Regions from separate parts of the Mus musculus genome. Here region 2 is linked to region 1. The links are chromatin loops, found by intact Hi-C in ENCODE. Cell type or tissue: left cerebral cortex. All regions are shown on one strand. Links, peaks and the distances in the headings refer to the core of each region. The heading gives the core; the rest is flanking DNA.

The links. A loop is a pair of places that touch in the nucleus more often than their neighbours do. Peaks named below come from ENCODE experiments on the same cell type or tissue, not always from the same donor. Only the 100,000 strongest peaks of a DNase experiment are listed, where the experiment ranks them.
Region 2: it touches region 1 in a loop (4-fold over the local background); 13 of 42 quality-filtered maps call a loop at or near these places.

What each region holds. Positions count from the first base shown.
Region 1 is chr7:64,158,127-64,173,168 of GRCm38, reverse strand. All of the region lies in intron 1 of Trpm1 (transient receptor potential cation channel, subfamily M, member 1), which reads right to left. Among named protein-coding and RNA genes, the nearest start is that of Trpm1, 12 kb to the right of the region's middle. In left cerebral cortex, for the core only: a CTCF peak has its summit at 8,113 (motif pointing left); a DNase peak (open chromatin) is centred at 8,059.
Region 2 is chr7:64,282,104-64,297,145 of GRCm38, reverse strand. It overlaps Mtmr10 (myotubularin related protein 10), which reads right to left and starts at 9,476. Exons shown (of 16, transcript NM_172742.2): 1 at 9,305-9,476; 2 at 8,747-8,807. The coding sequence starts at 9,364. In left cerebral cortex, for the core only: a CTCF peak has its summit at 9,605; DNase peaks (open chromatin) are centred at 8,855 and 9,609; H3K4me3 peaks cover 1,947 bases; H3K27ac peaks cover 1,149 bases.

The sequences.
Region 1 (15,042 bases), core at 6,557-9,056:
ATGTAAATGAAAAATTTCTCAACAAAATATCAGTAAGTTGGAACCATGCAAAGATGATAAAGTTGGATTTATTCCAAGTATGGAAGGCTGGTTCAGCATTAGTTCAATTAATTAATGTAAAACACTATATTGACAAAGTCAAGAAGATAATCACATAATCACATTAAGTAGATGTCAACACAGCATTTGAGAAAGTTCAGCATTCCTGTATGATGAAAAGAAACCTCTCCAAGAAATAGCAGAGAGGGACCGCCATAGCTTGTGAACTTTTGACAAGGAAGCAGAATCATGCCCAGCAGAAACAGAAGCAAGACAAGACAGTTCCTAGTTCTCTTCCAAAGGACACCATTGCTTTTCAAAATTATACTAAAAACCAGAGCAAATGTCCCAAGATAAAAGGAGATGAAGGTATATCAACGGAAAGAAGAAGTAAGACTGTTCACAGATGACTTGATGATCTCTAGGAAATTTTTAAGAAGTGCACATAAAAGTCATTGAAATTAGGAAATGGTGGCAGCAAATCTGCAGGATGTACTGGTAAGAGACAAATGTCGTTTTCCCATGTTCCAGCAAGGAACAATTGGCTTTGAAATGAGAAACACAATACCATTTATATTAGCACCCAAAATGAAGTATCTAGATACAGACATAGCAAAGGTGTACAAGAAAACCATGAGGGTCTGCACAGGGTGGCACATGCCTTTAGTTCCAGAACTCAGGAGGCAGAGGCAAGAGTATTTCTGTGAGCTTGAAACCAGCCTGGTCTACAGAGTGAATTCCAGGGCAGCTAGCGTGAAACCCTATCTCAAAAAAACAAAAGAAGAAATTAAGGAAGGAAGGAAGGAAGGAAGGAAGGGAGGGAGGGAGGGAGGGAGGGAGGGAGGGAGGAAGGGAGGGAGGAAGGAAGGAAGGAAGGAAGGAAGGAAGGAAGGAAGGAAGGAAGGAAGGAAGGAAGGAAGGGGGAAAGGGGGGAAGGGGGAAAGGGGGAGAGGGGGAAAGGGGGAAAGGGGAAAAGGGGAAAAGGGGAAAGGGGAAGAGGGGAAAAGGGGAAAGGGGGAAAAGGGGAAAAGGGGAAAAGGGGAAAGGGGGAAAAGGGGAAAAGGGGAAAAGGGGAAAAGGGGAAAAGGGGAAGAGGGGAAAGGGGGAAAGGGGGAAAGGGGGAAAAGGGGAAAAGGGGAAAAGGGGAAAAGGGGAAAAGGGGAAAAGGGGAAAAGGGGAAAAGGGGAAAAGGGGAAAAGGGGAAAAGGGGAAAAGGGGGAAAGGGGAAAAGGGGAAAAGGGGAAAGGGGAAAAGGGGAAAAGGGGAAAAGGGGAAAAGGGGAAAAGGGGAAAAGGGGAAAAGGGGGAAGGGAAGGGAAGGGAAGGGAAGGGAAGGGAAGGGAAGGGAAGGGAAGGGAAGGGAAGGGAAGGGAAGCAAGGAAAACTACTAACTCCAGTGAAAGAACAAAGTCAAGTTTTAAACAGTTAGAGGGCTATCTCATGCTCACAGATAGGAAGAGTCAGCATCCTTAGGATGTCAGTTCCTTTCAACATGATCCACAGATTCCAATCAAGCACCAATCAAGCTTTCAAAATGCAAGCTAATTTTGGATACTGACAAACTATAGAGACACACCAACTACGAGAACCAAGACCTTGAGCATGGTGGTGACTTGTTAGATATAGTGTTAAAGGAAGGACTTATAAAAGAAAAATCATGAGTCAGACTTTATTAAAATAAAATTTGGGGGCTGGAGAGATGGCTCGTTGGTTAAAAGCACTCATTACTCTTGCAAAAGACTCAATTCCCAGCACCCAGACAATGGTTCATAACCTTCTGTGACTCCAGTTCCAGGAGATCCAAACCCCTCCTCATGTACATGAGGTGTTCAAATATACTGACAAACAAGCCCTCATATGCATAAAATAAAATAAAATAAAATAAATCTTTAAAAAATTTTAATGGAAAACTTACATTCTAAAAGGTATTATTAAGAGAATGAAAGGAAAACAGAGACTGGAAGAAAACATCAAATGAAAAGGAATTTGATCCAAATATTCATAAACTCATAGATGACTTGATATCTACAAAAATATTCTGTTGGGCAAGAGGCACACAGATGCCATAGTGTGTCTATGGAGGCCAGGAGACAATTCTCAGGAGGGCATTCTCTCCATATGGACCCCAGGAATCAAATTCAGGTCGTAAGTGTCAGCAGCAAGCACCTTTGCCCACACAGTCATCACATTGGCCCCATACAACCATCTCTAAATAGTGTAAAGATCTAGACACCGCTGGGCAATGGTGGCACACACCTTTAATTCCAGCACTTGGGAGGCAGAGACAGCTGGATTTCTGAGTTCAAAGCCAGCCTGGCCTACAGACTGAGTTCCAGGACAGCCAGGGCTACACAGAGAAACCTTGTCTCAAAAAAAAAAAAAAAAAAAAAAAAAAAAAGATGCAGGAATGGGAAGCAGTCCCTTGGAGATGCTCAGCATCATGCATCAGGATCAGCAGGGGTTTCAAACAGCAATGACACACAATGAAACTTCTATAGGAATAGCTAAAATGCAAAAAGTGACCACTACAGACCACATCGAGGATGCAGATCGACAAATGCTACTCGGTGCTGCTCTTAAATGTCTCTTTGAAGGGCAGGCAAGCAGCATCCTATGAGCTAAACACTGTCTTGTCATGTGCCCCAGGGGCTGAATGAATCCACAACTTAAATATGAAGCTAGACATAATAGCACATGACTGTGAATCTAGGGCTCTGTAGACAGAGATAGGAAGATTGCCAAAAGTTAGAAGCCAACCTGGTCTACATAAACATGTTCCAGGCTAGCCCTGTCTCAAAAGCCCAAACAAATAAAATTTATGAGTTAGGATTTTACTGCTGTAAACAGACATCATAACCAAGGCAACTCTTATAAAGGACAACATTTCATTGGGGCTGGCTTACAGGTTCAGAGATTCAGTCCTTTATCATCAAGCATGGCAAATGTGGGGCTGGAGGAGCTAAGAGTTCTACATCTTCATCCAAAGGAAGACAGGAGATGTCTGGCTTCCAGGCAGCTAGAAGGAGGGTCTCCAAGCCCATCCGCACAGTGACACACTTCCTCCAACAGGGCCATACTACCCCAACAAGGCCACCCCTCCTAATAGTGCCACTCCCTGGGCCAAGCATTTTCAAACCATCATAAAATGCAAAATTTCTAAAATACTAATAAATATGAATTAACAAATGGATGAACATAGAATATATTCAAACCACAAAAACCTGCTTAGAAATGTTGATGACGACTTTGTTCAACATTGCCAAAAAGCAGAAACAAACAAGGTATCATTCAAAAGGTGAATATTAGGTGTTACACAAGAGAGTATTGCCATTACTAAGTAAGGACAAGGCACAGATACCAATGACTTTAAATGCAAATCACATAGTGAAAGAAGCCAGCCTGAGAGGGCCACATACAGTATGAGTCCATCCCTACTGTGTGGGTTCTGGGAGGTAGAGGCAAGGATGCGTAGGTCAGCTGGGGCACAGAAGATTTAGTTTAAAGTCATTAGTATGTGTGAGTGGACATAGAGACAGAGTCTATGGAGTTGGCTCTCTCTTTCTACCTTTACATGAATTCCAAAAATTGGACTTAGTTGCAGGCTTCTGGCAATCTCCTTTATTTACTGAGCCACTGAAGGGGTTAGAGCAGGTTGAGGACCTGAGGTCTGCTGAGGGAGCTACAGGGATTGGGATCTTGAGATGTGCCTAGGTAGTTAATACTCAAATTAAGTTATCTAGCTGGAATCCCAGGTAACAATAAGATGTAATTAATACATATATATATATATATATATATATATATATATATATATGTGTGTGTATGTGTATGTGTATGTGTATGTGTATGTGTATGTGTATGTGTATGTATATGTATATGTATATGTATATGTATATGTATATGTATATGTATATGTATATCTCCACACATATGTATACACGCCTTCCAATAGAGAGAAAAAACAATAAAAAACATATAACCAATCTAAAAAAAGAGACAGAAACACAGAAGTAGATCAAACATAAGACCTAAGATGTCATAAGATGGCAGATTTACATAAGTGAGTCAAAATTATATTGCATGTAATACTATAATTGCTTTACATAAATGATTAAAATGTTGTACTTCTTTTTTAAAAAAGGCCCAAATTATCATATGTCATTTATAATCAGTCTGCTTATATACAAGGCTACAGAAAACTTGAAACCAAAAGGAACAGTGGCTCCAAACCTTCCTAATCCTGCAGCCCTTTAATGCCATTCCTCATGGTGTAGTGACCCCCAACCATGACAATATTTTTGTTGTTATTTCATAACTATAAATTTGCTACTGCTATGAATCATATGCAGTATATCTGTTATGTGACCTCTGTGAAAGGATTGTTTGAACCCCAAGTGGGTCTCAACTCATAGGTTGAGAACCACTGATCTAGGTAAAGACCATAAGGCAAAAGAATAATATAATATAAAACAATATAATACAATACAATATAATGAGATATATTAAAAATCTGGTATATATATATCATATGCAATACTACTTATCTCTATAGAGAAATAAAATGCAAAATTTCTTTAAAAAATGGATGGAAATAGAATATATATTAAATAAGGTCCTCAGTCTCAGAAGAAAAAAAAAACCCAGATGTGTTCTCCCTCATATGTTGACCCTCATCTGTGCTGTAGATGTGTATTTCAGTAAACAAATGTGCGTGTGGATGTAGTATAACATACAGAATCAAGAACAAGGGAGGGTGACATTAGGCTGTGAGGAAGACCGGAACTCAGGAGGACAATGAGCTGTGACGAAGCGTCCGAGGCCACTTGTCTTTCCAGTTTTAACTCTGGCATGGATGCTTCGTGTCTTCATGGTAGGTGCATAAAAATGCAGTCCATGGGGAAAGCCTTAACTCCAAAGAGAAGCTCTCCGCTCTCCGGCTTCAGAATGGCTGATCTAAGGGTGTAGATGTTCACTGAAACATACAGACTTTGGGTCTAGACAAGTGCTCATTTAGACAGCTATGCTGACCTCCCTGCACGGCGTTTTTATGTGCAAATTCTTTACAGTAAATTGATCTTTATTTTTTTTTTAAAGTTCATGCCTTTATGCTACTATGCTCTTGATACTATGGAAGGAGGAAATCACCCCTCCCTACACAGAGAACTACAGGCATCTAGGGAACGCTGAGAAGAAAGCGTCTTCCTCGGGGATGAGCCTAGTAATTAGTTACTAAGTGCCAACTGGTTAGCCCTGAAGTCATGTACATACAAGCAAAGCAAACTGACTGAACAGGCAGCATGTATAGAGTTTGCATATATATGTATATGTAAGAGTAATGAAGAAAAAGAGGCCATGAATTTGAATGGAAACAAGTGGGCAGGGTTGAAAAGTGATGTAATTGTGTCTTTAAAAATATAAAAAGTTCATTATTCTGACAAAATTAAGAGAAAAGATTCAATTAGCCAAGGTGTTTTAAGATTTTTTCATGCGTGTACACAATATCATTATTAATTACTATTACTATTACTATTACTATTACTATTATTTATTATTATTTTGGTTTTTTGAGACAGGGTTTCTCTGTGTAGCCCTGGCTGTCCTAGAACTCACTCTGTAGACCAGGCTGGTCTCGAACTCAGAAATCCACCTGCTTCTACCTCCCAAGTGCTGGGATTAAAGGCATGAGCCGCCACCAGGCATGTGTGTGTACACTGTATTAAGGAGATGTTTTGGGTTTCTTCATGCTTTACAAATGTGTCCTCGTCACCTTCACAGCTGCAGAGGCTGGTGGGAAGGGTGCGAATATCTGCATTTCTCCAAAGGTATGTGAATGCCCCAAGTTGAGTCCCAGCATTTTCCTGTTTCCTTGGGTTTCTGGGCAGTTTCTTGAAAATCTCAAAGGGTACACTGCAGAGTGTAGTTCACAGTCCTCTGTGGAAGTCATTACATGTGCATTTCTGAGTCTGTCACATGAGGATCGCCTTGTGCAACTGCCACCTACCTGGCTGCAGTTCTCTCTCCCTCTCCCCCCCCCCTCCCCACCCTGTGTGTGTGTGTGTGTGTGCTAGGAATCAGAACTAGGACAAGTGCTCTCCCACTGAGCTGGTACCTCTCTGTAGAAATCATCTTAAAGGCCTGAATTTCTGGGGAAGGCAAGATTCAGACAAGGAAATTCTGAATGAAGGCCAACAGTTCTGCAAGAGAAAGGACTTGGGGTGGGGTGTGCAGAGGAAATGACAGCAGGCAGAGCTCTGTGACAGCTGAGGACAGACAGGCAGCTGAGGGCATCTCAGGACAGCTTTAGTTTGCTGTTATTCCTGAGCCTACACAACTAGACCTCCTACAACTGCCTGTTGGCAGGCAGGGGGTTGCCACAAAAGGGGTGGGCTAGTGAGGTGGAGCCTCTCGACCACGTCCGAGAGAGGGAGTGGAGGGCGATGTGTAGCTTCTTCCTTTTGACTGAAATGCATCTCTCTGGTGTGCTGGGATGCACACCAAACTCACAAAAAGCCCTATCTCTGAGGCCCTCAGTGAAGTTACAACAGCAGTGGACAGTTTCTGATGGCTAGGAGACTCTTTAGGGCTGTTGCCTGCAAGTCATGCAAGGACTTTAGGGGTGCACCTTTGTGAGCCCTCACCTATGTTGGGCAGGCATTTCTTTTTAAAGTTGTCTGACTCACCTGTGCTTCTGCAAGTGACCCCAAGAAATTCAGCGGTTTACCAGGCTGAGATTAGCTGGAATTATTACTCTGGCCTGTTGTTGCTGCCTCTTTCTGTGGAAACTGAAATAGGCTCCCCAGGAGAAGTCATGTGCACCAGTGGTTCTCAGAACAAGTAGCGGTTGTGGGATTAGAAAGCACAGTTATCAGGCGTCTGGGCCTCCTGGGATACAAGCTAAAGTGGTTTAAATGTTAAAGGGAGCTTTTGCTACCAGGTGGCCTCAACAGCTGGTGGGGTATGTGCCAGGAATCCATCTCATTCCTCAATGGGGGGAAGAAGAACTGAGTTCTCTATCTGAGAACCATGAAGCCAGCTATGCTGGCTAGTTTTATGTCAAGCAAGAGTCATCTGAGAGGAGGGAGCCCCAATTGAGAAAATGCCTCCATGTGATCTGGCTAATGCGAGCCTGTAGGGCATTTTCTTAATTAGTGATTGATGTGTGTGGGCCCAGCCCACAGTAGGTGGGATCACCCTGGCATGGTTGCTTAAGTGATGGAGAACCAGCCAGTAGGCAGCACTCCTCTATGGCCTCTGTATCGGCCCTTGCCGCCAAGTTCCTGCCTTGAGTGCTTTCAAAGATGAACAGTGATGTGGAAGTGTAAGCAAAATCAACCCTTTCCTCCCCAAGTTGCTTTGGCCATAGTGCTTTTTCACAGCAATCAAGACCCTAAGACACCACCTATGCATTACTCAAAACCCAAGCAGGCTCTGGGCTTAAATCAGGCCAATGGTATCATCAGATGGGCAGCTGAAGTATGCTGTCCTATAGGGTTCTGTACTTGGAGTGGCCCTGAATCCAGTTCCATATTCTACTGCTGTCTTAAAATTTTTGAAAAAAAAAATTAAAACAAGGAAGCACACCTATTGTTTTGCGGTCCAGCCAACAAATGTTACAGCAGATCTCTGATGAAAATTCCACCAGTGCCAAACCCAAGGGAGTCCACCAAGTGCCAAAGGCTTGCCTGCAGTTGAGGTGGTGGCCTCCTCTAGGTCTTGCGGGGTGGAGATGATTCCAGCCAAACCTCTGACAAAGTCCCTCTGTCACAAGCAAGTATCCAAGCAAGTGACTCATGAACCTTGACTGGCTGAGCGGCCTGTCTACCCTGGGCCAGTTCAGGAGACTTCCTGAGTGTAGGGTGTCTCCTGCCATAGAGGCTTGGCAGGAGGGCTAGGAACCCTTGAGCCGCTGTTTTTCTAGCAACAACAGTACCCCAGCTTGTGCCAGCTGGTCAGCCTGTCCAGCCAGGAGACCTGGCACCCTTCACCTCCCTTCAATGGCCCACCTTTCTCTCCTTACTGCTGAGCCCTACTCTGCCAGCTCAGCGCTCTGCTGCCCTCAGCTGGCTGTCTTCAGAGCCAATCTGACCCCTAGCTGTGGTTTGCTTCTATAAAAGTTATTTTTCAAATTGCTGCTCTTTTTTTTTTTTTTTCAGTCAAAATACCGACCTGCACAATGTCAATTTGAACTTGCACAAAGCAATCCCATTTAGTCCTAGGGGTTTTATAAGTAGGGGTGGAAAGCCATAGGAGAGTGAAAGGCATTAAGAAGGATAATGCTAAAACACATTCCGTGCCTGCTGTAGAGAGCTCCAGAGGTCTATGGTGGCTCTGGGGGACATTGGTACCTCACCATGGCTCAGAAAACTCTGGACAGTGCGTTGTGGCACCCACAACGTACCCTAACAGAGCTCTTTCCACATGCTCTGTGGGCTCCTGGAGCCTTTGCTATCGTGTGTGTGGGTTTGGCACCCCAGCCCGTACTCCTCCATGTCACGGCATGGGGCCTCATCTTCAGCAAGTGTGTATTTGGGGGATACAATTATTCTTAAGTACCCAAGGGTGACTGGTCACAGGACTCCAAGGTCTAGAAAATCGGCAAGGGCTCAAGGCCCTTGGACAAGATGAGGTTGTGTGCGCACAGAACCTATGTGCATCCTTTAAGACATAGCTTGATGACATAGAATATTTACAAGAGCTTACTTGCTCTGTGTACATATTTGATGAAGATGCACATACATGTATTTTGGCAGTGCTAGGTCTTGAACCCAGGTCATCCCACATACTAAGTCATGGAGCTCCAGCCTTATCCCTAACTATCACACAAACCATGTTATCCTGTACTGTTTAGGCGACAGCAATAAGAAAAAAGAGTCTGTTTAAATTCTTACATTCAAACCTGTGAACATAAAGGTTAATGGCACATTAGTATGATTTCCCTGCAGGTCTAGATAAAGGTCCTTTTTGGAGCCACAGGGCTGCCTGGGCCCTAGGCCACCATCTTAGGACCCAGAGTTGAAAGGACCTGCACCTGTGCCTGCCTGGCAGCTGGCCTTTTGCACCAACAGCTGTTTGCTTGGCCAGGATAGGAAGATGAGGTGAGCTAGAGCAGAGAGAAACAGTTATAGATCATGTGTTGGTAGAGCATTCACTACATGGCTACTGGTGAGTGGGAATCATTCCAGGGACTTCATCTAAGCCCCAGGGATGTGGAGTTGGGGCCAGTGAGCTAGGTTCCTAGGAGTAAGAACCCTTTGTCCCTGGCTGCTTTTACATCTTCGACACCAGGCTTGGCTCCCCCGTCTCCCCTTGTCTCTCTGAGCTGCCCATGAGCTCCATTCTCACCTCTTCACGGAAATGACTCCTGACTCCCAGCATCACAAAGTGATGGGAGCTGGGTTCATCGGCAGGGCCTGCTTTTCCGGGATCAAAGTCTTATCGACAGCCTTTAATCACATGAAAGCAGATATTCCCAGGGCATTAGGCCCCACCAGATGCTGTGCGCCTGCCTGGGCCATTAGGAGATTATGCTTGGACCCAGCCAGCACTCGGCACCCATGGCTTGGGGATGTGGGACTCTTGATCGTTAAGCCGAGGACCCAGCACTCTGGGTACCTGTGCTTTCTCCTGCCCTCTCTGTAATGGCCCCTAGACTTCTTTGCTTAGGAATCTCCTCTCCCCAAGCAGATGTGATGATCCCTTCGCATGGCTCTGCTGACCTCAGAGCACATCCTCCTGGCTTGATGCTCAGTCATGCTGGCAGCCTGGTAAAGCAGGGAACCTACCTTCCCCCATGGGCTGGAGGCTCTGTAGGCCCAAGGCAAGTGGGTGTCCCTGTAGGTGCCAGAGTAGAAAAGGCTGAGCCCGAATCTGGAGGAACAGGTATTCAGCAGGTACCAGGGCTATGGAGAATTGAAAAGGCCTTGGAGGCCAGAAGCCATAGCACATGTCACTCTGCATGGTGAGCTGACCACTCAAAGCAGACTTAACCTAGGATGCACCACTGTCCAGCCTAACGTGACCTCATGGCAGGGGCTTTATTCTATATTTCTATGTATATTTCATATACAGTTCCAGTCTGCATATGGCTACGTACAGTCTATTTCTCCTTCTGACTACACAAAATGTCCTACTATTGGACTATAGAAGCATCCAACAAAAGGAGGGCCCCTCGGTACTTCCAGCTAGCAATGCTCCTTTTGCTAGTAACCATGACAACTAATAGTAAAAAGCACATTTGTTTCAGAAGGCTCAGGATCTAATAGACCCTATAGCAGTGGTTCAAAACCTGTGGGTTGCAATCAATTTGGCAAACTTCTGTCTCCAAAAATATTTACGTTACAAATTCAAAACAGTAGCAAAATTACAGTTATGAAATAACAATGATTTTATAATGTTTGGGGGTCACCACAACACGAGGGATTGTATTAAACAGCTGCAGCGTTAGGAATGTCGAGAACCACTGCCCTAGAGAAACACAGGTGGTAAACTCGAGAGTCCCCTTCCTCGTAGGGGACCTGAAAACAATATCAGTTACTCACATTGGGCCAATGACCTACAGCAAGAATTTATGTCACCATTTGGTTAGGAATTCTGTCCAGTGGTCTCTTTGACAACTGGAGACTATAGTGAGACAGGCCCAGAGTCAGGCTGCAGGGGTGAACAAAGCAGAAACCCTACCCATGGAGGGGCTTCAGGCAGCCCGAGCCCTATACCTCCCTACCCCCTGCAAGTCTTGAAAGTGTGTTTGCTGAGCTGAGACAGCAGTAGCCCCGTCTGCTCTCTGGAGCTTCTCCTCTACTGAGGCTGGGATGGAATCCACAGCAAGCACATCCCATATGAGTTCTGAGGGGAACCGATCATGGGAATGACTGATTCAGAGTCAAGTGGTCTGAAGAATGAGCTACGTGGGACAGTGGCCGACTGGGAAGAAGCTTCGAGGGACAGGGACCAGCTGGTACTTAGGCCTCCCTCGGGCCAGCTGGTAGGAGCAGCTGGAGGCCCATGTGGCTGGAATGCTGCAGCAGTCTGAGCCCAGGAAAGGCTGTGTTGGGCCTAGCAGGGTAGGGCAAGCCTAGCCATGCTCACTGTGTTCTTCATGTCCCCCCAAACAGCTTTGGCTGCTAACATTCTTAAATCACGTGGCTTCTAAAGCACAGAGAAGAAGCAGCTGCAGAGATGGCCCAGAGAGTGAGGGGCTTGTCACACAAGCATGAGGACCTGCGTTTGGTTTCTAAGAACCCAAGTGAGACTGATGATGGCGGCATGGGTCTGTTATCTGGATGCTTCTATAGAAACATGGGAGGTAGAGACGGGAGAATCTTTAGAGGCTTGAAAGCCAGCTAGCCTGACACACAATATCCAGCAACAAACAGCAAAAGACCCTGCCTCAAACACACTGGGGAAGTGAATACTGGCACTCGGGCTGATCTCTGACTTTCACATACATACTTGCTATGGCACAAGTGCACACACACACACAGGAAGGGATACAAAACAAATCAAAACAAAACATAGAAAAGCATTAAAAATTGCCCCGATGAGTTTTAACACATGCCACCCCAAGATCCAACTCTTAGGTCTGCCTTGTTATTATAAGGGGAAAACCATAGACAAAAGATTGGAGCAGAAGCGCCTCTTCGAAGATGTTAACACCCATCGCTAATGGAATCTCTCCATGCTTCGTGTGGCTTCTCCTCACTAGGAAGCAAGGGTGACTCTGTGTCAGAAGAGATTTTCATAGGTCAGGTTAGAAGAAAGGGCTCAGCTGAGAAGAACACACATTGCTCTCCCAGAGTACCTGAGTTCCGTTCCCAGCACCCAAGAAGGGTGGCTCACAACCCTCTCAAACTCCAGTCCCAGGAGACTCAGTTTTCTGGCTTCCAAGGGCACCTGCATTCATGTGAACAAGCCCCTCCCCCAAGACACACACACACACACACCACATACACACCACACACACACACACACACACACACACACACACACACCACACATACACACACATACACACACACACACACCACAAGCCACATTTGCAGGGCAAGCCCTATCCTGTTTGCACAGGCTTTGCCCACACCCTCCTTTCTGTCTTTATTTCAAGGGTTCTGTGTAAGCCTGGGTTGAAGAAGGATCCTGGAGACGCGCATGTGGGCGTTTCTCTCTGGGTTTTCTCCTGTGCATTCAGTAGGTGGTCACGCCACTAAACATCTGTTCTAGTTACTCGTGTTGATCTGCCTTTTGTCGAGGGGAGTCTCAGCATGGAGAATGCAAGGAAAGAGTGACTCTGCTCCCCCAAATCTTATGTTAGAAACACTGCCGAAGCTCCTGGATGCCTGTGCCACCTCCCACACACAGTAGCACACACCCTCCCTCGAGCAGACAGCTCTGCACCACCAAAGCTTTCATGGGCTTCTTGGGAGAAAGAAGAACTCTCAAAGGCATAAAGAGAGAGCCCTTCCTGTGCCTCAAAGTGTCATGTTATGTACATGGGCATGGAAGAGAAAAACAATTTTTGTCGGTTTTAAGAAGCAAAAAATGAGGCTGGCGAGAGGCTCAGTGAGTTCTCGGCATTCAAACAGGAGAAACCTGAGTTCAAATCCCAGTTAAAAAGCTGGCTACTGGAACATGTGTTTGCAGTCACAGAATTCCACCCAGAGAGAGGGAAAGTGGAGAAGGGTCAATTCCGGGCTCCAGGTAGCCTGTCTGTCACATGTGGAAGGCATGGAGTAACACCTGGGGCTGTCCTCTGAACTTTACACACACTACCTGCACTCATATATGGGAAATGTAATATGCATGTGTCAGTCTCACACACTCACACACACACACACACACACACACACACATACACAAGAGAGGGGGTGGTGGTGGTGTCAGTCCAAACTGGCTGAAGTAGGACAGTAATGAAGTTGAAAAATTGAGCTGACTTTAGTTCTGTATTAGCCAAGACCAAGTTGCTCTGCCAACAGATCCCTTGTGCATACATACACTTTCAGACTGATGGGAAGGGGTGTGGCCAACCCTTTCTTAGGCAGGGAGGGGCTCTGCTTCCTTTGGATGGGTGGCCGGGTGGGGGTGGGAAGAGCATCCAGAGCTCCCTGGTGTCCCCAAGGCAGCAGGAGGCACGGGTGGCCTGGGATACCACATGACTGCAAATCTCCCAGCAGCTTCTACAAACAGGAGTTTTTGTCTGTGGCCTTAAATACACAGGGCAGGCTGTTTCTAATGCTGGGTTGTTTGCAGCCTTCAGTGCTCTGGGGGCATTGCCTCCAGCTGTGATGCACAGCTTCCCTCCCCCTCTCCTTGCCCCTCCCCCCACAGCCACCAATCTCACAGCTCAAGTCCAACTGCTTCTAAAGACAGCCTTGGTGCCACCTCAACTGGCTCAAAGGTTAAATCCCAAGGTGGCCTTTCCCTGCATACACCCTTTACTCTTGGGTCAATGATCTATCAAAGGTCAAAGACAACTGCGAATGAAGCCTGCCTTGTGGGCCAGAGAGCCAGCGGGTCCTGGCACAGATTCTCCCTTTATGCATCCCTCACACACACCTCCATTCCCCTCTGCCCCAAGTGTCCTCAAACTCCCTAGCCTGTGCACTGACTGTTCCCTGCCGCCTGCTGCTCTTCCTGTGGGTGTCTGCATGGCTTCCTTTGTCAGCCTCAGTGAACCCCCTACCCTGATGCCCAAAGTCTCTCCCCTGTCCTTCTCCACAGCACTTACTGACTGCATAGCTGATAGCACTAGGAAGCCCACCCCCGCTGGGTGTGGTGCTGTTTTCTGTCTTGACATTCTAGACCCCAGTTCCAGGGATACTGCTGGACACACTACAATGCTGGCAAAGGCTTGTGAGAGAAAGGAGGCGTGCATTTATAAAAGGCCAGCCTTTGTCCAAACACTACAATGGGTTTACAGAAAAAAAATTAACAAAGAACAAGCTACAAACAACTCTCTCACTACAACAAGTTTTTGTGTTTAGTTTTGCTTTTGCTTTTGAGTCGGTGTTGTAAACATTCAGTCTACACTTGTTACAAGAGTAGTTAGTCTAGTGGCTTAACACGGGTGGAAACTGAAGACATCTTCAATGATGTCTTCCTCACTTTATTAATGAGGACGTTAGGCCCAGAGAGGTTCAGTAGCTTTCCTGTAATCACACAGCAGCACCCTCAGCACATCTGCAGACAGGGGTGGTCAGACCCTTGATGTGAACGCGCTATGTGTGGGGTGCTATGGCAACCTAGAGTCATCCGACCTACATACATCTCAGCTCTGCGTGGGAGGGACCTGTGGGGATGTGAGCAGGTGCGAGACCCCACAGAGGCTGGGAAGGCCTGGCAAGACGCTGCCTTGGAATTGCTCCAATCATCTCTGAATCCCAGAGGCAAAGGAGGAGGAAGACAGGGTGGAGCCAGAGGCCTGGGGAAGGCTCCTGCCAGGCTATGACTCTCTCTGGCTCTTGGGGACAGGGTTGCCAGCAGTGTGGGGCACAGTTGCAGAGCCCCAAACTTATGTACCAGTCCATCTATGACTATGCCGGAGGAAGCCAGGTATGTCTGATGGCTTTAAGGTAGGGTAGGAGAAAAAGAGGATTTTCAGAAGTCTCTGCCAGCCCAAAGTATTCTGATCTCTAAAGTGCCACCCCTGCCTCAGCCCCCAAGGAAATGGCAGCACGGCTTAGAGAAGGACGCATGCGTGTTCTTTGCCTCAACACAATGAGCTTGCTGCTTTTTGAAGACTGCTGCATCAGGGCCACAGGGGTTCTCCTGAATCTTTCAGAGCCTCTGAGCAGAGACTCACTCACATACTGCGTCTGAGGTGGACCCTGGGCTTCTTCAACAACCTGCCTCCTCCTCATGTTCTGTTCAGTTTGTTGGTTCTGAAATTTGAACATTTTCTTTGGGGGGGGGGTATTGATCATTTCACAGTGACTTTGGGTGGCGACTTAACATGAAAATCTACTGGGATCCCCCCAGATAACAGCCATGCTCTCTGAAAAGTGTAGCGCAC
Region 2 (15,042 bases), core at 8,181-10,680, 120 kb before region 1:
ACAATCATGTCTTTGATCATTTTGTAAGGGATGAGACCCAGTATCCAGTTTCATCTGCTTTAAAGTACACTTCATGAAATCGTTGCACTCAAACTGTGACAGAGTAAACAATAAAACTTTAAAGTCAAGCTTGAGTTAAAAGGAAAGACTGGAAGAACAAACACTGGAAACCCCAGCAAGGGCTCTCACGTGCCGTGGAAAGGAGTAATTTCTCCAAAGGCATTTAGAACGTGATCATCACTTTAGATCTACAATGCAATGAGACAAGGCACATTTTAAGCTATCAGCCTCTTTGGTCAATGGCAGAAAGCCAGGATACAATCTGTTTTGCACTTTCTATTATCAGAAAACTGATTTCACAGTGATGCCCAGAACCTGTTTGCTGACAATCCCCAAACACCTCATTCATGAAGAATGGAACTTTAGTCTCAAAACAACCCTCTCCAACAAAAATGCTAACAATAAACTGAGTGACAATGAATAAATTCTACTCAACCCTCTTAAAAATTCATAAGGCTAATTTTAAGAACAGCCGCTAATATTTACTTGAGGATTTAACTCATAGACTCATGTCAAATTCCTGGCTCAAATCACTTGAGAAAATTTCCATCCTGAATACAAGCTTCTTTCACATGGCTGAAGGCCCTGGATGCCAAGTCCTGCTCAGCTGTCTTTCTTACCCTCCCGCTGCAGCCACAATGGCCTTCTGTGAACCCCTTTTATATACCACACTGCTTCCATTTATGGGTCTTTGAACACACTCCTGTCTTGGAAGATTCTTTCTTTCAGACAGTGACTGTGTTAAAGAATGCCTTAAAATAAATCTCCCTGCCTAGATGAAATTTCCCTAATCACAGCACTATATACTTGTAATTAATTGCCCTGCTCATCACAGCTACAACTTGACACACGTTTACTTTTTACGTTTATTTTTAAGTTCATGCTTGCCTCAGTCAGGATTATATATCCAATGATGGGAGGAAATGGACATTTGCTGAAACTGCAACGCATGCAACAGCATCTACTACATGTTGGTGGCTGTTAAGAACGTGCTGAATAAAGGACTGAAATCCACTTAGTACCTCTGGTTTACAAAAGAAGGAATAAAACCAGCGATCTGAATGGATAAAAAACATAAATTACTTATAATCATCTCACTGAATCAGATGTGGCAGTGTAACCCAGCACTAAGGAGGCAGAGGCAGAAGGATCCAGAGTTCAAGACCAGCCTGAGTACACAGTGAGACTGTCCCTAAAATGCAATAGATGGGGACACAGCTAAGTGTTAGAGCATGTACAAAGACCCTAAGTTAGACCAACAGCAAAACAAACCAAGAAATAAACCACCAAACTTCCTAACTCTATTTCTCTAGGGAGCTTGTTCTCTCTAGCCTAGTTTTTAATGTGAGTGAGGGACATTCCTAGCAGACAACCAGCAGCCGTGGAACTCACGATGCTCTGAGAGAAGCGGGACCAGTAATTCCTCTGGTCCAGCAGCCAGCTGAGTTGGGAGGTGAGGACTGTTTGGATATGCAAAGGCAGAATGTAATAACAGAACTGCCACGGCTGTCCCCCAACACACAGGGAACAGTGTAATCTACGATTGGTGGCTACGCAGTGCTTATCTTGATTGATTCTTACATAGCCTCTATGAAAGAAAGGCAGATGTTTTCTCTACTACAAAGATCAGGCATTTGGCACTGAACAGGTTAAATCACTTACATACTCCTAAGCCTTTAAAGACAGAAATAAATGTGAAACTTCAAGTGTCCTTCAGCACCCATGGGGCATTGGTTCTCAGACCTTGTAAACCTAACATTCATTATATACATGGTAGGGCACTGCATACAACTTACCTACAGTCTTTAAAGCATCCTGGATGATTTGAAGTACCTAATAAATGTATGTGCTGTGCTGCTACACAGTATTCAGGGAATAAGGACAAGAACACAACTCTGTGCATGTTCAGTACCTGTGATCAGAGATTTGCCACCAAGAATTGGCTGATTCCACATATATGGAACGCAGTCACAAAAGCATTCTGTCCTTGTTTCTACAAACTTTCATAAATGGACATGTGTTGTAGTGACTTGGAATAAGTACCAACATTGAATTAAAGACTCAATGTTGTTCCTAACCTCCACAGAGAGCTTATCACCTGCCTTATCACAATCTGGGCTACTGAATAGTCAACCACTTTCCCCAGTCTTAGCTGTCAATTATAAGACTTTCATAAGGGAACTAATTATTTCTGCTGCAGACAGAAGTCACCTTTTTGTAACCCAAACGCACATTGCTCATCCCTCAACTGATTTACCTGAACTGGGACTTTGAAAACAATGCTACAGAAAGTCAGGAGCCACAATGAAATAGGATTCATTCACATTTGCATGCATGTTACACTCAGATAAAAACCACCTAAAAACAACAGCGTCCAGTCACAATGCAGGATTTCCTGAGACGGGGAGCAGAAGCACTCATGGTAAGAAACGGAGAAAGAACTTCTGGACTAGGACACCGTGCCTGAGCTCAAATCATCTGTCTGTCCACCTGTCCGTCCATCCATCCACCCACCTGCCCATCTCTCCTCAGCCCCACAACAGCCCTTCTCTAGCCACTGGATTCTTACCCATGCAGCAGGAGCAAGGCAGGCGCCTGCGAATTCAGTGAGGATGAGACACAGGAAGAGCATTGGTGGGTGGCGGCTCCATGGGATGGGGAACCACAGCCCCTGGGCTACACGGATGCCTTTGTAATACTCTTTTACTGACATTTTATTCTTGGGCTAATTTTGGCTGCTTCATAGGACAAGGGCAAGACTGAGTACTTGTAACATAGACTTATCCCAGAAAACCTACAACATTTATTGTGTGGCACTTTACAGAAAAAAGGAGAAAGAAATGTAAAGAGAATAGTCTCCAAATGATATAGAGAGGGAAAATTTTAATCTCCAATATCAAAAAGGATCGTGTATGTTGTCTTTAATTCCTCATGCAATTAAAAAGGCAATATATGTCTGGTAAATAGAAATAAAATTTCCCATAAATTGCAGGCTGGAAAATAGTTAAGGGTAAAATCTTCTGTAATTTAGCACATGACTTAAAATAGGAGGACCAATTCTCCCCAGTTCCCTGATACAGAAAGCCTTCCCTGGGCATGGGGCTTACAGCACTAAAAGACAGTATGGGATGAGCTGCACCGGTGACTCACCCTAAAGTTTTATAAGTTATAACTGCAAGTCTGAGCTATGTATTAGGTAAACAAAATGTGTGGTACTGCCATTGGTAGTAACCCTACAGGGCATACACAACACAAAAAAAGGCCTATCAGCAGGTATCATACCCAGTAAGGGCAGCACCCAGTGGGAGCAGCACACAGTGGGAGCAGGACCAGGGTTCCAGTGCAGGTCTTAGGAAAGGACCAGGATGCAGTAGTGAACAGGAAAGTGATGTACAGAGTGTGTGGTCAGAGTAACAAAGACCCAAATCATGAATAAAGTATCTGGGAGGCAGCAGAGGGCCCGACTAAGTGAAACAAGCATCAGTGCCTGGGATCACACAAATTAGTAAGGTAGAGTTTATTTAAGAAGTTAATAAAGCGTTTAAGCACCAGTGGGAAGACTGTATGAAGAGTTAGCATCATGCTGGCCTGAGGTTCTTAGCAGGAGCATAAGAAATGGGCAGCTGTAAACACAGGATGCCTCCAGGTGATGGTCAAGCCTGGGACTGTGGAAGTAAAATCAGTCTGTCATCTAGGTAGCCATCTTTGAATGGGTATTATATGAGTCAAGAGACAGTTTTGTTTTATGTTTTGCCAGAGAGTGGCTTACAACCCAACAGAGGAAATGAGACTTAGGGTGAGGCAGAAGACAAGAACAATATCGAAACAGCACAAACAATGAATATGTATAAATTAGGATAGCTACATGTTCTCAGCTTTGCGGATGCCCTGGTCTGACTACAAGAGAACTGTTGGTCAGGGCATGCGCTACCGACCTACCAGCTAATGTTTGTAACTCAAGTGCCTTTGGTTCTGTATTGGGAAAGAGAAGAATGAGCTGAGCCGACGCAGGCCTTTCAGAGCAGTGGCCTGGGCTTAGCTGACACTCAAAGTTCAGATCACAAACATTCCCTGGGAAAGCTTGCTGCCAGTCCATAGTGAGCCCCAGGTCTGACTTAGGTGACTACCCTGGGCCCTCACGAGCTTTGGTATCCACTGCGGCACTTTCCCCAAAGATCAGACATTGTGTAAGGGCAGACTCTATCTGCCCCACCACCTTCCCAAAACAAAAACAAACCAAAACCCTCTGCCAAGCAACACTCGCATACATTCCACACCTGCTGAACAAAGAAATCCATTATAGTTAGTCACTGCATTTCAATCTTCTTCCTCCCACCTCCAGGATGCTTCAAAAGATCCCACCTCAGGGAGGCAGGAGGGCAAAGGTCATGGAGCCCTATCACTGCAATCTTACATCCCAAACACAAAGCTAGCCAGTGGCACTCTACCAGCCACTCCTCAGCAAGGCCAGCAACAGGAAATCACTACCTCTGAAGACATTCCACTTTCTTTCTGGCAGCTGACATTGAAAGTTCTTCTTCAAGCTGGGTCAAAATCTGTCACTGTCGTGAGGAAAGCAGAGCTCTTTTCAAGTCAGAATCTTGAAAAGAATCTTCTCTTGACTGGCTTTCAGGCTGCCCTCCACAGTTCCAAAGCAAAAACCTGACTGTGAAAGTCACCAATGGAGCGAGGTGGGCCGTGCTGCTTAGTGGCTAACAGCACACACAGTGTGGGAGGCAGGCACAGGAGAATCTCTGCCTTTGCAGGTTATGCAACACTGGGCAGCTTCCTTAATTCTTGCTAGGAATTCTCTCACCTGTCAACTGAAGACAAACTAGTACCTTGCCTGACAGAGCTGTTGTGAGGATTGACCTATAAGGTTTATCAGCCAAGGATTCAAGCTCAGGTATCAGAAGCATGCCTGGAGCAAGGTTAGCAAGGAGGACATTCTGTGGCTCTGTGTTAGCTGGATATCAAGGGCAGCAAAGCCCAAAGGCCTGCGCACTGTCATGCTAGCCCCTCGGTGTCTTCCTTCGTTGGCATGGATTTTCTGCCTGCGCACTGTCATGCTAGCCCCTCGGTGTTCTTCCTTCGTTGGCATGGATTTTCTGGAACTACAATACAGGCAGCACTGCCAAACACCTTCCTTGTGTGAACCTGGACATATGCCTGTGTGGGAGCAGAGCTGTACTGTGAGGACCGAATTATGGCTGCGTAGAGTTGGGTTAGAACAATTTGTCAAAAGGAGATGTGTTTTGAAAGATGGTGGGAGGACACCTATACAGACAAAGTAACTAGTCATCTCTACACGGTGCTCACTAAACCGTACTGACAATAATCTCATCCTACAGTTTCCAGTTTACATTCCAAACCATGTCTATGCCTAAAAACAATTTCGGGGGCAAAACAGAGTTCCTAACTTTGTATGTCAAAGAAGTTAGGAGGTAATCTCAGTGCAATTTTTAAATCAAATTACTTCAAACTGATGAAAAAAAGCTCTATATTCCTAACTTTTCTTTTGACCATAGCCTAGCGAAAACACCACTTGAGACTGAGAGCACAATGGCCTGGAGTGCCAGCCCCCAAGGGTCTGACACCACGATAGACAATATGATTTCAACCAATCAGATAGATAGATAGATAGATAGATAGATAGATAATTACCCTAAACATCACTCAGGCCCTGCCTGGAATCTGGGAACCGGTTATCAGACCACAACCTCCAGATTCACTATACTTCAGGAAACTCTCCCTTCTACACAAAACCTGGATAGTGCTCATATGTTCCCATACACAAATAACATACAGAGTTACAGACTTGACTGTAATACTCTGTACTTTCTAAAAGCATGGGATGACTGACATCTATACAATAAGAGAACAGGATTCATATAATGAGCTAATGACAAAGAGAATGCCGGCTCAGATGGTAACTAAGCTGACACAGTACTTTACTCCAATTACAGGTTCAGATGTAATTCTCAGGAGATGTCTAGCATGAAATAGCAGTGTTTCTCTTGTTCCTAAATCCAGGAGTTGGTTTCTGCATGCAGGCACACCTAAGGTAACAGTTTGAGCAGGGTGGGGTCCTACTGTCCAGTCATTCACTCAGTGATAGCATAGTGTCACATTTCAGGCACTGTGTTAAGGTAACAGGTTCACAAAGCTATATTTGATACAATCCTCATCTCAAAGAGCTTCATGAATCAGGAAAGTTGAGAATTACTAATATAAACCAGAATCTGAATTCAATTACTCATCATTTTCTTCAATTTTCTTTACTTAATAAATGATGGGGACCATTTTAAACTTGGCATTGAGGCCCAACGGAGCACATGATCAAGGCCCACAAGTAAACAATTGATTTTGTGTTCTAATTTTCATCTGCTTATTGAATTAAAAGTTCAAACTTCGGGCAACCGTAGTAGGATATCCTTGGACCCAAGGCAGTAAGCCAAAACGCAGTGTATGCTACTATATCACGGAACAATTACTTCTTGTTCTTTGTACCTGGGTAAAGAAAGCCACAGGAGACTTGAGAGGATTTTCTCTTGCCCCCAGTGGCAATGAAGGGCAGAACTGTATTAGCCACGCCCTCAGTCAAAAGTGCTCTTCTAGCTTAGGTCTTTATAGTTTGCTCACTGTCATTTTTGTGGTGGTGGGGAGCAAACCCAGTGTCTTGCGCACGCCAAGCATGGTAAGCACATACTCTACCACGAGCTGCAAGCCTCATCACCCTAGCCCAGGCTTAGATCACAATACTTTCTATTCGTTTTCCAGATTACACATGCAGAGTACCACGTTGTAGGCCGAAGAAATACCACTGGGGTTTTAGCAGGAATTGCAGATTTGACATTAGAGTTAAGGCAGGAAAGGGAGACCAGAATGGGAGGCTCAGCCAAAGCGCAACCTCAAAGAGCATTGGGAAAGTGGGGACAAGACGGTAAGAACAGCAGAGGCTAGGCAAGGGGCAAGGCTTTACAGTTCAGGAGCAGCCCAGTCTTCTGTAGATAAACAGGGAGCAAAGAAAAACTGGACATCAATCAGGGTTATCATTCAGGTCAGCAAGTTTTTTAATGGGCATTGAACAAAAGACACTGCTATTTCTACGAAAAGTATACTACTCACAGTCAGGAACCGGGGTTAAAATCTTCCCCAGAAATGGTAGTAGTAGTAGTAATAGTAGTAGTATTAGTAGTAATTTCAAAGACTAATTCTTCATTAAGAAAATTCTTCAACCATATTCATAATCACATTTTTCCTAAGCATAGCTTAAGTTTAAAAGCTAATTAAAAAAAAAACAAAACTTGAGTATTTATAGTTAGGACTACATTGTTTTTTAGTGTCAGAGCACAGAATTGCTGAGGGGAGACCTGGCTGTCTAAAAACCAGTTCAAAGCGAAGGCAAAGTTCAACAGCTTCCAGACACTTGGTCAACACGCATACTGCTCCCCTGGCTGTCTCTGCTGTGCCTACGGTGGCGAATACCAACACGGAGCATGCACGGGGGCAAGGGTTGCTCAGTACTGCTTCAGCTCACTCTCAGGACCAGCAGAAAGGGTTCATCAGTAAACACTGAGGAGAAGACACTAACAAAAGCCAGAAAAAATATAACTCTAGTAGTCTACAAGAACTTTTAAGAGTTGGCATCTGCCATACGGAACCAAAGGCTGACGCTTTAACTGTTCATCTCTACTACACTTCAAGTTCCCACACTTGTGAAGTCGTAACTCTCTTATTAAAGGGATGAATTTGAGACTTTTTTTTTCTGACATACAAAACTGGTATTTGATCATAATTTAAGCTTAAGATAGATAGGCCTTCCTAAATGTCTGGTTATTTGCCCCAATAATCTTATTAAAACACCGATTTTTCTTTAATTATTGTGTAATTGCTACACAATTCAAAAATAGTAATCAAATAATAGTTTTTCTACATTGTAAAACTGTTTTCTATGAATCCCTACTTCTATTTGTAAGGTCTCCATCTAAGATAAATTTGTTCTTAACAAATGATTTCCAAGAGGCTCGAGCACACACACACACACACACACACACACACACACACACACGGGGATGCCTGGAGACATTCTGGTTGTACTGAGGATGTTAGCAGTTAGCAGAAGATGGGGGCACCACTATCATGGAACTGATAAGAGGCCAAAGAGGTAGGGATGGCTGTCAGCTCAGGACAGCTTCTCACAAGAATTGCCCAGCCTGAAAGGTCAATAGTGTCTCTACTGGGAAACAAAGTTCTAAACTGAAAGAAGCAAACTTGCAGACAGCTGACAACTTCAAAAGCCAATTACAGAGTCAGTCAATGTCTGCTAAGCTTTGTCATTATCTTAGAACACAGACATGCTTTTCATACTATCAAAACACATTAAAATGATTGGATTATTAATCATGATTTCATTAGGTGGTAACACATATGGAAAGCATAAGAACTTTCACTACCCAAGCAATTAGATTCATCTTTCAAAACTACCCTTTCAGGAGACAGAAAAGAAATGAGGTAGTTATTCTCTTGAAAGTCTTCTATTGTACTTTAAACTTTCCGAGACAAACATCAATTATGTCTAGCCAACTCTCTGGAGAAAGTTAAAAATAATGGAAAGGGAAAGAGAACTACACAATACCATTCCGTACAATCTCAGTCCAAGGCACATTCAAATTCTGAAATTTACCTGGCAAAAGGACCGGCTCCAGCTTTTTAATCTTCGGTTCGGAACTGATCTTATCGTCAGTCTGAAATACAGGAACAAAATAAAGCAAAATCCAAACACCGCCCTGTCACAAGATACTAAGGCAGATTTTCTAAGTGATGACACATGCAACAGACATATATCCCCTACTAAAAACTCTTTCAGGTCCAAATAGAGATCGTTTTAAGATCTTCTCGTCGACTTGAGAGCCTCACAATAAACATATTTACAACAGCCCAAGCCGCTTTCAAGAATTCACAGCTATGAGACAGGTAAGCTCTGCGAGGTGTCCACAGCGCTGCAACCATCTGGCAGTCACCGCAGGGTCGGTGCCCAGCCCCGAAGGAAGGAAAGAAATGCAGCTCCGGACGGTTCTACGATCTCGTCACACGGCAGGACTAGGGACCGCAGGACTTCGGCCAGAGAATGGCCGCCGCCGCGGAGCGCTACAAGTTTCTACTGCGCCCGTGGCTCCCGGGAGGCGCGCTTGCCGGCGACTCGTCTGGGTCCCGAGCCCCCCGCCGGGTCGCGAGCGCTTACCTGGGCCGGCGGCAGGAGGTAGGACCTGAAGCTGGGTCTGGGCGGCTTGAGAGAGAACATGGTGCCGCCGCCTGTGCGCCCCGGCCCTATGGCCGGTCAGAAGTCTCCCGGTTCAGCGTTCCCGGTGCAGCTGCCCAGGCCGGGTCTGCGGCCCGCCCCGCCGGGCGGACTGACGGGCGGGGACGGACCAGGCCGAGCGCCCGCCCGAAATAGGCGGAGCCTGGTGGAGCCACGCCCATCCCCGGAAGCGACTCGCGCGGAGCTGCAGTCAAAGCTTTCAGTCTCTAGGCGGTACTGTCACGGAGCGCGACGCTGGAGTGGGGCGCCACGGGGACCCGAGAGGCCATCTTGAGAGCGCGCTTCTACGGAGGCCCGCAGGGGTCACGGAGGATTTCACAGGCCTACTGCGACTCACGAGGGTCATGCCGGCTTCGCGAAGCTGCAATGGCCTGTGGTGGTCAGTGTGCACGGTAGCTGCTGTTCCAGGACCCGAGTCCTCCGGCATCTGCGATGGCTGCTATATTAAAGGAGGGAAGACTTTTCTTTCACCTCTTGCTACCAATTGATTTAACCACTGGTTTCCTTGAGGTTCTGAGGCTTGGCTTGTGCTGAGTGCCTGGGACAGATGATACTGGCTGGCAAACCAGAACCCCCAGTTTAGTTTTCTGATTTTATTCTTCTCGTTAAACTTTAAGTGAAAAGGGATATTAAGCAAGTTGTCTCCCCACGCCCCTTTCCATCCTCATTTATAAAGATGCTATTCAACAGGTAAGTTAACAGAATTCCAGGGAGAGAAGACCCCATCGCTGGTGGGAACCAAACACTGTTAAATTTCAAACCCTGGGACTAATAGGTCAGGTGCCTGTTTAACATATAGCATACCTGGCTTCCAGGTTCTCTCAGCATCCCTTAGTCCCTAGCTTTTATGGGACCTGTTATGGTTAGCATACCCAACCCTCTACCCAGGGACTCTCCAACCCAGGGACTGGGCTGCCCTTCCCCAGAGGCTCTTCTCTATAAAATCCAGTCATTTTGGTTATTTAATGACTGATCTCTTTCACCTTTTGCCCTCTTGGCTGCTACACCTTCTTCCTCTCTCTCCTCTCCCCCTTCCTGCCCTGCTCTCCTCACATGGCTCATGGTCAAGTCTACTCTGAACTCTCCCAGATTTCTCTGCCTCTGGCTATGATCTCCCTTTTATCTACAAAAAACTTTCTCCTCCACCATACCAAAGAGTAGTCATGTCCTTTCTTTTCTTTCCCTTTTCCCTTCATTCATACAGTAGGTTGTGGAAATGAGAATCTGCCACTTAGCTGCAAAGGGCTGTCCAACTTCAGCACAGCATAGGGTATGTCTAGATTTGTTGTGCCTCTGAACTGAAGTAGACTTTGGTGGGAGGGGGCCAGTGGTATTCCATGCCCCTATACTTTGAAAAATAGTGGTCCAAACTCAACATTTTATCATGAATGTCAGAGGGAAACTGACGTGAGCCCCAGAAATCACAGTCATCATGCAGACAAGTGCACTGACATCACTAATACTGTGTGTTCTTCAGCTTGTCCTGGAGTCAGAGCCCTGAATCTTTCTAGCTTATCTGTTTATAACACTTGACTGTATTTTGACATGTAAATTCAGTTGAACTACTCATGAAAAAACACTGGTACATATTTAACTTTTATGACGATTCTGTTACTTTTCTACCTTAAATGGATGTATTCCCTAAAAGTCTTCAAACACTTGTGCTCTTTTGGGGGGAGGGGGTGTTGTCCATATTTTCTTAGAATCTGCATCTTTTATGCATGTCAGCAAAAAAAACTGAAAAATGGGGGAACTCCAGATTTGTTATCTTTCTGGATAATTTTAAAATACCATATTCTGCATATCTAGTTGTACTAGTCCACTTAGGCACTTGGGTTACTGTCTGACCTACTGCTACTGATTCCTTTCTGACTGCATTAGGCTGCTCCAGGCACCCTAGTCTAGACAACAAAAATGTATTATCTCAGTGGTGGAGTCAGAGAAGCACAAGAGCAAGGCTCTGTAAAGATGGATTTTGAGTTTCCCTTCCCTTTTTCTTGCTGTGCTAGCAACTGAACGGAACTCCAGGCTCCCCAAGTACTTAGCAGGTGACTTATTACTGAACTGTAACCCCCAACTCCTTTATTGACAGGGTTTTACTGAGTTGCTGGCCTTGAACTTGAGCCTACAAGTAGATGGTAGGCTCTACCAGACTCAGCTTCAAAGATGTTTCCCACCAGGGCTCCCAGTATCTTTAGCCAATGGCTTCCTCCTTGTTATGTTCTCACAAGGGGGGACTTTCTTCTTAGAACATTGAGCCTATCTGATTAACACCCTGACTTTTTTGTCTTAAGGCCCTGTCTCTGAGTATGTTCTCATTAGGGGTCAGTGTTTCAGAGTGTGTGTTTGGGAGTTTGGAGTGACAGAAGTCAGTCTGTTGATAGGCTTTGCAGGCCCTTCTTAGAGTCTCATCTTCACTACTGTGTTTGGTGTATTAGACCATCCCCAGCTTTGGGCTTTTGTGTTAAAGTTTTAAGCTGCTTGTCTAATTATACATCTGTTCCCATTGTTGATTTTTCTATATTAGAGAACACTGGCATTCCCTAGAGAGATCAGTTTTTTTTTTCATTGACAGAAGAGAGAGGGAGAGACAGACAGACAGACAGAGAAAGAGAGAATATATTTTTTTTCTTGAATACCTAATGGGTGCTAGATACTTTATGTTTTATTTGGTCACTCATTCAATCAGTTAACAGATTTTTATTGAGTGCCAGCTTTGTGATGGGCCTGAATCAGGACTCATAAGAGTCCAATGTTCTTTAGGTTCATGGCATTCTACTGAAATGAGTAGAAAGAAAGAAAAAATATATATGTATGTATGTATATATATATATGTGTGTGTGTACATGTACATATACATATAAAACGTGTAACATAGTTTAAAGGTACTGTAAAGGAAGTTAGGAATGGAGGGAGAGGAGTAATTGTATTTATCAATAAAGATTTAGGTTAAATCAAGGACGGCCTTACTGCATTGATGGCATCTGAGCAAAGACTAAACGGAGTAAAGGTGAAACTCAAGGTCAGCAGCATGAATCCCCTGAGGCCAGGATGCCTGAAGCAGCCTAAACCAATGGAGAGGAGGTCAGAGGGAAACAACAGCCCAGGTTCTAGATCTTGAAAATTGGAAACTGAGCTGAGAAGTGACAGTGACCTGACTGAGTATTTTAAAAACAGCCACTACTGGGGTGGCCCTGCATGGGCAAGAAGCTAGGGCTGTGGTAACAGTGTACATACAAGTAAGAGACACGGCTAGAACCGGCGGTACTTGATGGCTGCAAAATGATGCCTTTGGCTGGGTATATGCTTTTCAAGAAAATATGTAAGCATTTTAAAGTGTATGAGAGGATAATTCAGCAAAGATGACAAGCCACAACAGTTCTTTAGTCCTCATAAAACAGATAAAACAACAACACAGTAAAGCAGAGGAAACAAACAGAAAATCCCCAGAACCACCCAAGAGAAGCCTCAGCAACATATCTAAGGGAAATGATGTCCTCGGGCTTCCCAAGATAGAGCATAAGACGCTAACAAGTTCATCGCCCTGAAGTGCTTGTGGTATCAGTGTCAGGAATCAGTGAGGCATCCAGAGAACTCCAGAGTAGCCCAGGGTGTTTACGGGAAGATCCAGCCAGTCGGGTTGAGGAGGCTCCTTATAAGGTGTGTGTTGGCGGAGGGAAGGACTGAGTACAGGGACTGAAGGACCTTTGGGAAAACAGTGTATGGAGCCTTCTCTTGCAGAAAAGGGTCCACTCTGAGGACAACTGCTGAGGATGAAGCATCCTGGAGTAGACAAGAAGGAAGGCAAGACAAGGTCAGCTGAGAACACAGAACAATTAGAACACAATGTGTTGGAAAAGTGTCTCACACCAGATCAAAAGTGTAAGACAGCACATTTCACATGAGAACAGTCTCAGGAAAGTATGAGTCGAGGTTTGAAATAAAACAAACAAACAAACAAAAAACCCAAACAACAACATCAACAAAACGCAATGCAATGAGAAGGCTGGGGAGATGGCTCAGTCCGTAAGTACTTGCTGCATAAGGATGAGCATCTGAGCTTGATCCCTAGGACCCACATAAAAAGCAAAATGCAGTGGGCCGTCCACATGAATCAACAACCAAGAAAATCCTCAGACTTGTAGACAGGCCAATCTGATAGACACATTTTTTTTTTAGCTTATATCAAGTTGACAAGAAATTCACAAGCACAGTTGACTCCTTGTCAATTTGACACAAACCTGTCACCATTAAACCATAACCTTTTCTTCTTCTTTATCCCCAAAATCTTGGGTTAATATAAAATATAACTTTAAAAATCCCATACTATTTAGAACATTTCAAACATTTTAAAAGTTCAGTCTCTTTAAAATACTCAACATCTCTAAGTCCAAAGTCTCTCAACTTCGAGTTTCTGTAAAATAAAATAAAAGTTAAACACTTTCTTATTACAAGTGGGAGAACGAGGGTACAACGATCATGAAGGCAAAAATCAACATCTAGCAAGGTAAATCAAATTGTGCAACTCCATATCTGTCCTCGGGGATTCACTAATGATCTTCAGACTTCCTGTCAATCTTGCAGCTTCCATGACAGCAAACCCAGAACCATATGGAAGACTGTTACCATGATTAGCTACTAGCATGAGATGCAGCCTTGACCACCACAGACCACAGTTGCTGTGTTAACCCCGAGGAAATACTTCCAGATTTCATCTTAATAATTCGGGTCAATCTTTAGTAACATTAGATTTCTCAGCTCCAGCTAACCAGCATCCATTAATCTCGAAAAACCAAGTTTTTACTTCAACGGAGATGGTCCCTTGTTAACCACAGCTGACTCTTTAGCCTTAGCTGACCAGAACCCAGACTCTTAACTAAAAATTGTCACAGGAACAGCCCCAATGAGGTCTCCAACTTCCCTTTGAAATGTCACAAGCCAGGTCTTCATTGTCCACATGTCTCTCAACATTCTGACCTTCCAAGCTCCCATAAAACATCCCATTCAGCTTTGAACACAAATGTCTTTTAAAATCTTCCCCCAAACAAGAAAGAAGACTCTGCCCTAGTTTGCTTTCTATTGTTGTAATAAAGACACCATGGCCTGGGCTGGAGAGATGGCGCAGCGATTGAGAGCACTGAATGCTTTCCCAGAGGTCCTCAGTTCAATTCCCAGCAAGTACGTGGTGGCTCACAGCTATCTGAAATGGGATCCAATGCCCTCTTCTGGTGTGTCTGAAGAGAGCAACAGTGTACTCACATACATAAAAAAATAGTAGTAGTAGTAGTAGTAGTAGTAGTAGTAGTAGTAGTAGTAGTAGTAGTAAAGATACCATGACCAAAAGCAACTTTGGGAGGAAAAGGTTTTGTTTTTTTGTCGTCGTTTGTTTGTTTGTTTGTTTAAGTTACAGGTTGTAGTTCATCATTGATAAAGCCAAGGAAGGAATCTAGAATTAGGAATGGAAGCAGAGACCATGAAGGAATGCTGCTCACTCTCTTGCTCCTGGCTTGCTCACATTGCTTTCTTATATAACCCAGGACCACCTATCCAAGACTGGCACACTCCACAGTAGCCTAGGCCCCCTACATAAATCATTAAGCAAGAAAATGCCACAGACTTGCCCAAAGATGAAGTATTGTCTCAATTGAGATTTCTCTTCC